Linked DNA regions of Homo sapiens: region 1 is linked to region 2. A link is an interaction called in ENCODE POLR2A ChIA-PET data of the cell type or tissue named here. Cell type or tissue: A673. All regions are shown on one strand.

Region 1 (5,000 bases), 140 kb before region 2:
AGGCCCCGGCCTTGATGACATCTAAACCCGCTGCCCCGCTATTGTTAATCCCTGTTTAAAAGTAGAAGATGAAACCTAAAAGTGTTGTTAATCATAAAAATGAATTTCAGAAACACCTAACAGATAGAAGAATTTTAAATCTGATCCATTTCAAAGGACTCTATAAATGATAGAGGTGAATGAATGCCTGTAGGAGGCCCAGCTCTATACCATTGGAAGCACCGAGACAGTGAGTCAGCCTCAGGCAGCTCCAGCTTATTCTCACTGAGAATAAGGTGAGCAGAAGCCCAAACTTTTTTTTTTTTTTTTTTTTTTGAGACAGTGTCTCGCTCAGTCACCCAGGCTGGAGTGCAGTGGCGTGATCTCTGCTCGCTGCAAGCTCTGCCTCCTGGGTTCACACCATTCTCCTGCCTCAGCCTCCCGAGTAGCTGGGACTACAGGCGCCCGCCACCACGTCCAGCTAAGTTTTTGTATTTTTAGTAGAGACGAGATTTCACCGTGTTAGCCAGGATGGTCTCGATCTCCTGACCTTGTGATCCGCTCACCTCGGCCTCCCAAAGTGCTGGGATTACAGGCATGAGCCACCGCGCCTGGCCAAGCCCAAACATTGTAAAGAGCAAGGTGACAATACGTACGAGGAGCCAAGAAACAAAACGTCCCTTTCCCTTATTCCATTAGTTCAGCAGTTTCATTCCTGGAAATAAGTCAAGAGAAGAAAGCTGTGTGCTCATAGATGTTCACTGCAACAGCATCTGTGACAGACTCTTAAAGAAAGGGAGGTGCAACAAGGAAGAGATTTGATCCCATTCATCTTGCTGAGTCCGTACTAAGATAGCACAAGGATGTTTCCTGTTCACAGATGTTACAGAGACCCAGGGTGTTCAAATCAGTGGAACCCCAAAGCCCATGAATTTTCAGCTATCACATGAAAAAATGCTTACGCTATAAGCTTAAAAGAGTAATGGATAAATTTTTAGGAAGAGTATAATTGTGTAAAGATTAACATGTTCCTGTGAAGTATGTAAAAATGAATATACAGATGGTCCCCAATGTAGGGTATTTTCATCTTACAATGTGTTTGTCAAGACTGGCCCCATCATAAGTTGAGGATCATCTGTACTTGCCATATCCCACTTATGAACAATGTCTTTTTCTACCCTGTGTTTGTGAAATGTGATTTTACTCTTAACATTAAGAAAGAAACAGATAGTGAATATAAATACAAATTTGAAATTTTGATAAAATAGTTATTCAGAATTTAATGTAAGGCCGGGCACAGTGGTTCATGCCTGTAATCTTAGCACTTTGGGAAGCCGAGGCAGGCGGATCACTTGAAGTCAGGAATTCAAGACTAGCCTGGCCAACATGGTAAAACCCCGTCTCTACTAAAAATACAAAAATTAGCTGGATGTGGTGGCACACGCCTATAGTCCCAGCTACTCAGGAGGCTGAGGCAGGAGAATCACTTAAACCTGGGAGGCGGAGGTTGCAGTGAGCTGAGATCACGCCACTGCACTCCAGCTTGGGTGACAAGAGTGAAACTCTGTCTCAAAAAAGAAAAAAAGATAGAATTTAAGAAGTAGCCTACCCAAGTTTTGTCTCTGCCCATGATTTGTGCAGAGTGGATGTTTTATATTGAATGGAATCATTATTCATGGACTGTATCTAGTGTAGGCTTTGTTACTGGAGCTTTCTTGATCTTACGGAAGGATCAGTGGGAGGTTTTCACACAACCGCAGCACAGCCGGCACCCGACTGGCAGCAGTTGTAAGATGCTGTCCCAGTTTCAGAGGTTTGAATGTGGGATAAGGCAGTCTGAGAACTCATACAAGCTTCCCTCATTGAAGCTGAGAGGGGAGTATATGTGGTCCGAAGTTTTCGCTTCTGTGCTAAAGTGGAGTTAACCCCACTGAAAATAGAGGAAGGATTGGTTTCAAAAATGTTAACACAAAAAAAATCTAACCCTGAACCATGAGGTCTCATCTTTGGGAACTAAGGTTTGGAGTGCAGTGGCATGATCTGGGCTCCTTGCAGCCTCGACCTTCTGGGCTCAAGCAGTCCTCTCACCTCAGCCTCCCCTGTAACAGCTGAGACTATAAGTACCCACCACACCCAGCTAATTCGAATTTTTTTGTAGAGATGAGGGTCTCACTAATTTCCCCAGGCTGGTCTCAAACTCCTGGGCTCAAGCAATCCTCCCACCTTGGCTTCCCAAAGTGCTAGGATTACCAGTGTGAGCCACTTTGCCAACCCTTGCATTTTCTAATTAGAAAGAAAACATCAGTGAATACCTTCTGAACCTCTGGTGTTTTACACATAGAAAAATGTTGATCATGCACTGCATAGAGGTCAATGATGAATGGTAAAAGGTCTGAGTCCTCAGATCCCCTCCCGGCATCCCAGTTATCCCCAGCTGCCTCTCCTCCATCGCACTTCAGAAGTGCTGCGATGGGCAGAAGGGCAGCTGACACTCCGTGATGTCCCTCATTCTGTGTTCCTCCGTGAGCTCAGGGAAGACACTGGTTGGCATCCAACAGCTTAGTCACAAAGGGATTTGATTGTTGGGAGTGCTGGTATCTGTGGCTATGATCTGCCTTGTTCAAGCTGAGACCTCTGATTGAAAATCCCCCAGGGGTTTTAATTGTTTACATAAGGAGTCCTGATGTTTCCTTTTGTAAATTATGCCTGTGGTGACCTTGTCTAGTCTGACTTTAAATATGGAACTGACTTTCAGCAGCATGGCGCAACATCGAGGCTTTAAAAATTCTTTAATTTGATATAATTCAGACATAGAAAAATTACAAAAACAGTACAGCAGGTATCTGTGGTAGAGCTGATTTCAAATTCAAGATTGAGGATGGGGAGCACGTGAAGCTTGGTGCTAGTGATGTTGAATTTTTGTTTTTAATGTTATTTTTAGTGGGAGTTTTATCCTTTTGGTCTTGATACCTCACCTTTGGCCAACACTCAAAGATAGGCTTCCTATGAGATACATGGCCCCTGGATAAGACTCAGTGAATGAAATTGTTGCTTCTTGTCCTGTTTGGGATGTGTGTGTGTGTGTGTGTGTGTGTGTGTGTGACAGGATCTTGCTATCACTCAGGTGGAGTACAATGGCACTATCATAGTTCACTGCAACCTCAACCTCCCAGGCTCAAGCAATCCTCTTGCCTCAGCTTCCCAAGTAGCTGGGACCCCAGGCGCATGCCACCACTCCCTGCAAATTTTTAAAAAAATTTTTTTGTAGAGATGGGGGTTTCACTGTGTTGCCCAAGCTGTTCTTGAACTCCTGGGCTCAAGCAGTCCTCACACCTTGGCCTCCCAGTGTGCTGGGATTGCAGGCGTGAGTCACTGTGCCTGACCTGTTTCTTTTTCCTTTGCTGTCTTATCGCTTTGAGTGTTCCTGGCCGGATCTCAGGGTGGTCTGACACTCTGACTCTGGAGGTAAGGATGCTGTGGATACTTTGCCAGCATAGGCAGGGCCTGGCGCCCTGAGGCTCACCCTGGCTGTGTTCTCTCTCCTAGCACACACTCACGGGACACAGTGGGAAAGTGCTGTCTGCTAAGTTCCTGCTGGACAATGCGCGGATTGTCTCAGGAAGTCACGACCGGACTCTCAAACTCTGGGATCTACGCAGCAAAGTCTGTGAGGAAATTCAGTCTCTCTGTCTGTGTATATGCTTAGATGTTAGCGTGGAGGTGTGTGTTTGCACGTCAGAGCCTGCATTTATGTAATATAGTTTGAATTTCAGATCTGGCTTCATGTTTAGAGGGGCACTGAGGATAGTGATAGTTTTTCTTGTTTAAAGCTTCATTTAAGTGAGTAACTCTGACAAGTCAGTGGTTAGAGGGTGGCAGCATTATGTAAACAGCCACGTTGGTGCCTCTGCTTGATTAATGATGTTTGCATTTCTTTCAGGCATAAAGACAGTGTTTGCAGGATCCAGTTGCAATGATATTGTCTGCACAGAGCAATGTGTAATGAGTGGACATTTTGACAAGAAAATTCGTTTCTGGGACATTCGGTATGATACCCAAGCTCCTGACTGGAGGCACATAAGAGTCTCCACAGTAATGGTTCTGTACATGGGTTGTGCTTTTAAGATCTCAGGACATGGCAGAAATGAGTTTCGGTACACGTATAGTGTTAGCTTATTAACACTTGGCTGTTCTTTCCCATGAAGTAGACTGTGGAGCTTAGCAATCATTTATTGAGCATGCAGTGAGTGCTAGGCCCTTCACCAGCTGGCAGGTAAGAAAAGGCAAACAGGATACTCTTTCTACCTTTAGGTAATTTAAACTGTAGTAGGGAAGGCAGAACGCAAAAGTCAGTGACTAGTGTGTTGAAGTGGAGGCAGCTACGTTTGTTCCAGTGTGTTAAAGAATGCCTCTCCAGATTTCTCCGGAGACGTGAGTAGGATTCACACGGCAGGAAAGCCACTCAAACTTTTGAGTGTGTGTCTGGTGGCTGATACATGGCAAGTGAGCAGGAAACAGGGCAGAAGCCAGTGAGGGGGCTATGAGGGGTTGAAATCAGGTTGCCACAGGCTTGATAAGCCATTGTCAAATCACTCGATCTTGTAAGTCGTTGGGTGTTTAGCAAGGAAATGGTTGCTTTGCAGGAGTCTAGTAGACGACTTTGGTGGCATTTTGAGAGGGCATATTAGGGAATAGGAAACCAATAGAGTTGATAAGGACCTAAGTTCAAGTCAGTAGAGGAACATGTGGAGGAGAGAATCTATTTGAAGGAGAATTTGGACAGGGCTTATTGACAGGTTGGAGGAAGGGGAAGACAGGATGGAGAGTAAATGAGGACAGCCTCCCAGCAGGGTTGTAGAGAGGGTGGGGGTACAGGGCCTGTGGTGATAGATGATGCTTTGAAACACAGCATGGCACCAGAAAGTCCTGACAATGCTCATGGTTCCTGGACACCACTTCACATTTTATTCATAATCTTTAGTTTGCTTTTAAAACCTGAAATTGGAACTTGAAAGATGGAA
Region 2 (5,000 bases):
GCTGGAGCTCGCCAGGAGGGGTGTGCTGAGAAGATGGAGGCATGGCATGGAAGTGTGAGTCATGGCAAATCTCCTGTGTGCAGCTGGGGACCGACATAGAGAAGGCAGGCCCAGTTGTGTCCCCTCTGTGGGCAGCTAAGAAGGATGGATTCTGACTTATTTGGTGGGACTCTCCTGTGACATTTCTTGTGGTTTGGGAGAGTGGACCACTGATACCAGAGCAGTCTTAAGAAAGATGCTCACATGGGAAAGGGGTCTCAGCAGTGTCAAATGATGACATCAAAGCTGAGGGCTTCGACCCCAAGGTAGCACCGATAGTGACAGTGCCCAGAACATTATCAGGTTGCACCAACTGGCACCTCACAACAACAAGGCTAGGATGCGACACTGCTCTTAATAGCTCCGGTTTTCAGATGGGGCAGTGGAGGCACAGGGCGGAGAAGCACCTGCTCTAAGTTACACAGCTAGCAAGGGCTTCAGACTCAGGGAATGTGCCAGGCCCTGTGCACATTTGGTCCTGTTCAGTCCCACCACAGCCCTGCAGGTTGCTTCTAGCATCACTTTTCTTGACGAGAAGCAAAGAGGGTCTGCCCCCATTTCGCAAATTTATCAGTGGCCAGGTAGGATTCAGATCTGGGTCTCTCTCAGGCTTCTTCACAACAGAACAGGCACAAATAAGAGGTTTTTTTTTGTTGTTGTTGTTGTTGTTCTGTTTTTTCCTTAGAAGCCAAAACCCAGGTTCTCTGACATTTATCTGTTGCTCAGTGTTTATTGTCTGCAAACAACAGCACAGGTGAAGGCAATGATGCCATTGGTCACTTGTATCTTAACTCACTGTCTTTAAACCTAATGCTTTTGTCTATAATTTGCTGTCTAGTAGTGCCCAATACCCACAAAGCAATTCTAGTACACCCTCTCCTTCAGTGTGTGGGTCAGGTGGGCCCAAAGATCCATCTTCTCAAACGCTGAGGCTGAGTTCTGGAGCAAAGTTGGCACTTCAGCTCGTAAAGGCTGCCGTGGGAGTAGTAGACTCAGGACCTAAAACATCTCCTTGTTGTCTTCTATAAATATCCTGTTGCATGACTCCTAATATAATCCCCGAGTTATGCACAGTAAGGTATATTATCTTTCTCTTACTATATTTACTATGCTGACAAAAGTGTTCAAATATTAAAACTCACCCAGGGTGAACAGTTCGGGACGTGTGCTCAGACTTGATAGGTAGACAGGGACGGTGCCGATGACATGCACCCACTCGGCCTTGGCAGCTCCCAGTCTCCCATGACCGTCCCTCAGTGGCTGTCCAGAGACTCCCTGAGTCCCACTCTCAGGGCCCACTTTGTCGTCTTCATGGCTGAGTCAGTGTGGGAAATAGTTATCTGCCTGCCTCTCCACGCTGTGAGTTCTGTGAGGGGAGGAACTTTGCTCACCATGTTGTTAGAATCCCCAGTCTAGAGGAGACACCTAGCCAGCATCTGCTGAGCCGGGGGGTGTCCTCTGGAGGGAGAGGGGCTGTTTGTGGTGCTCTCAAGCTTGAACAGCAGCAGGGCAGAAGGCAGACGGCCCCTCCGGGCCTGCCTTTGCCGTCTCTCCTTCGCCCTCACTCTCTCCCAGCTCTGCTGCTTCCCACGCCCAGCCCGGCCCCAGGTGTTCTTCTCCCACCAACCCAGGATATGTGGAAGAAGAAGCGAACCATGCAGTGGCGACCCAGTTCCATTTATCCCCTCTGCGGTGAAACTTAGTCACTGGAGAATCTCCCTGTAAAGCACTTTCTATGGTTTCTGAGCCAGAAACATGGTCATTTAATAATTTAAATTGGGTATTCCTAAATTGGGTCTTCTTAATGTAAATTAAAGCTATGAGATGTGCCGAAATCTAAAAGTTAAATAACATATTTTGTTTTTGAATCCATGGGGAAGCAAGCATTTTCCTAACACTGTTGGTGAGAATGCAAAATGGTACAACCCCTGTGGGAATAATTTGGCAATAGCTAGCAAAATTACATGTGCATTTACTCTTTGTCAGGGCAATTCTACTTCTAGGAATTTACCCCAGAGATACACTGGTAAAAACAGGAAAAGATGCTTGTAAAGATAATTCACGGCAACACTATGAGAAATCGCAGAAGAATTTTAAACAGCACAAAATTCCCATCCATAGGGCGCTGGCTGAGTCCTATACAGTGGAGTACTGTGCCACTGTTGAAAGAATGAGGAAGCCCTGGATATTGCTAAGGAGTGATGGCCGGGATATGTAATTAAATGGAAAGGCAAAGGTGGAGAAAAGTGTCCATGCTACTGTTGACAAAAGGGACAATGTGATATACATGTTTGCATGTATCTTAAAAATGGAAGGAGAAACCTTACTTTCTCTCTCTCTTTTTTGGTAAAGCAGCCTATGGGAACCAAGATAGGGGAGAGATATAAAAGCTAGATTTCTAAATCTACCTTGTTTGTAGATTTGACTTTGGAACTCCATCGCTATATTATAATCATTATAAAACAAAATTAAGTAAAAGGTTATGACCCTTGAAAATTTTGATATACACTATCAATTTTTTCTCTAAAAAGTTTATACCCTGTTTACCTCCTGTCAGTACTTGAGGAGAACTCTTTTTCCCCCACATGTTTGTCAGTACTGGATAGTCATCTTTTAAAACTTTGCCAATCCCATGGGCAAAAAATAGATTGCTATTTTCATTTGCATTCTCTGATGACTAGAGTGATTAAGCAGCTTTTTACTTGCTTATTATCCATTTTGTATTTCTTCTGTGAGGAAGTCCAAGCTAGAGCAATCAAACAACAACAAAAAAAGAAATAAAGGGTATCCAAATTGGAAAGGAAGAAGTCAGATTATCCTTGTTTGCAGATGATGTGATCTTATATTTGGAAAAGCCTAAAGACCCCACCAAAAAAACTATTAAAACTGATAAATTCAGTAGAGTTGCAGGATCCAAAATCAACATGCAAAACTCAGTAGCATTTCTGTATGTACCAACAGTGCACAATCTGCAAAAGAAATCAAGAAAGTAATCCCATTTACAGTAGTTGCAAATAAAATAAAATACCTAAGAATTAACTGAAGAAGTGAGAGATTTCTACAATGAATACTACAAAACATTGATGCAAGAAATGGAAGAGAACACACAAAAAATGGAAAGATACTCCACGTTCATGGACTGGAAGAATCAACATTGTGAAAATGTTCGTATTACCCAAAGCAGTCTACAGATTCAATGCAATTCCTATTAAAATACCAATGACATTCTTCACAGAAATGGAAAAAATAATTCTAAAATTTATATGGATCCAGAATAGCCAAAAGACCCAGAATAGCCAAAATTCTCCTGATGAAAAATTGGAGGAATCACATTTTCTGACTTCACATTATACTACAGAGCTATACTAACCCAAACGGCGTGGTACTGGCATAAAAACAGACACAGAACAATGGAACAGAATAGAGAGCCCAGAAATAAATTCATACATCCACAGTGAACACATTTTTGACAAACGTACCAAGAACATATACTGAGGAAAGGACAGTCTCTTCAATAAATGGTGCTGGGAAAACTGGTTATCCATATGCAGAAGAATGAAACTAGACTCCCATTTATTGCCATATGCAAATATCAAATCAAAATGGATTAAAGACTTTAAGACCTCAAACTATGAAACTGTGAAAACACTGGGGAAACTTTCTAGGACGTTGGACTGGGCAAAGGTTTCTTGAGTAATTCCCACAAGCACAGGCAACCAAAGCAAAAAGTGGACAAATGGTTAAAGCTCCTGCATTAGCAATGCAGGAAAAAAGCAGTGAAAAAAAGCTCCTGTTTTTAACAAGTTAAAAAGTTCCTGCACAGCAAAGGAAACAGTCAACAAAGTGAGGAGACAGCCTACAGAATGGGAGAAAATATTTGCAAACTGCCAGGCGTGGTGGCTCATGCCTGTAATCCCAGCACTTTGGGAGGCCAAGGTGGGCGGATCACGAGGTCAGGAGATCGTGACCATCCTGGCTAACACGGTGAAACCTCGTCTCTATTAAAAATACAAAAAATTAGCCAGGCGTGGTTGCTCACGCCTGTAATCCCAGCACTTTGGGAGGCCAAGGTGGGCGGATCATGAGGTCAGGAGATTGTGACCCTCCTGGCTAACATGGTGAAACCTCGTCTCTACTAAAAATACAAAAAATTAGCCGGGCGTGGTTGCTCACGCCTGTAATCCCAGCACTTTGGAAGGCCAAGGTGGGCAGATCATGAGGTCAGGAGATCGTGACCATCCTGGCTAACACAGTGAAACCTCGTCTCTACTAAAAATACAAAAAATTAGCTGGGTGTGGTGGCGGGCGCCTGTAGTCCCAGCTACTCGGGAGGCTGAGGCAGGAGAATGGCATGAACCCAAGAGGCGGAGTTTGCAGTGAGCGGAGATTGCGCCACTGCACACCAGCCTGGGGGACAGAGTGAGGCTCCGTCTCAAAAAAACAAAACAAAACAAAACAAAAATTGAAAACTATTCCTCTGACAAGGGATTATAACCAGAATAAATCGAGAGCTCAAATAATTCAAAAGGGGAAAAATCTAATCATCCAGTTAAAAAATAGGAAAAGTAGACATTTCTCAAAAGAAGACATACATATGGCAAGTAGGTATATGAAAAAGTGCTCAATATCATTGATCATCAGAGAAATGCAAATAAAAATTACAATGAGATAATGTCTTACCCCAGTTACAATGACTTTTATCCAAAAGACAGGCAATAACAAATGCTGGCGAGGATGTGGAGAAAAGGGAACCGTACACTGCTGGTAGGATTGTAAATTAGCACAGCCACCATGGAGAACAGTTTGGAGGTTCCTCAAAAAAGTCAAAATACAATTACCGTGTGATCCAGCAATCCCACTGCTAGGTATATACCAAAGAGAAAGGAAATCAGTGTATCGAAGAGATGTCTGCACTCATGTGATTATAGCAGCACTATTCACAATAGCCAAGATTTGGAAGC

What was found. ChIA-PET counts read pairs that join two places held together with the same protein. Peaks named below come from ENCODE experiments on the same cell type or tissue, not always from the same donor. Only the 100,000 strongest peaks of a DNase experiment are listed, where the experiment ranks them.
Region 1: POLR2A ChIA-PET joins it to region 2 with 18 read pairs; 6 of 35 experiments call an interaction of 5 or more read pairs at or near these places.

The regions. Positions count from the first base shown.
Region 1 is chr2:233,286,329-233,291,328 of GRCh38, forward strand. It overlaps ATG16L1 (autophagy related 16 like 1), which reads left to right. Exons shown (of 18, transcript NM_030803.7): 13 at 3,526-3,646; 14 at 3,920-4,025. It also overlaps SCARNA6. Among named protein-coding and RNA genes, the nearest start is that of SAG, 19 kb to the right of the region's middle. RefSeq lists an enhancer at 2,356-2,857. In A673, no CTCF peak of the experiment used is centred here; a DNase peak (open chromatin) is centred at 2,603.
Region 2 is chr2:233,428,186-233,433,185 of GRCh38, forward strand. All of the region lies in intron 3 of DGKD (diacylglycerol kinase delta), which reads left to right. Among named protein-coding and RNA genes, the nearest start is that of DGKD, 76 kb to the left of the region's middle. In A673, no CTCF peak of the experiment used is centred here; a DNase peak (open chromatin) is centred at 2,096; H3K27ac peaks cover 1,995 bases.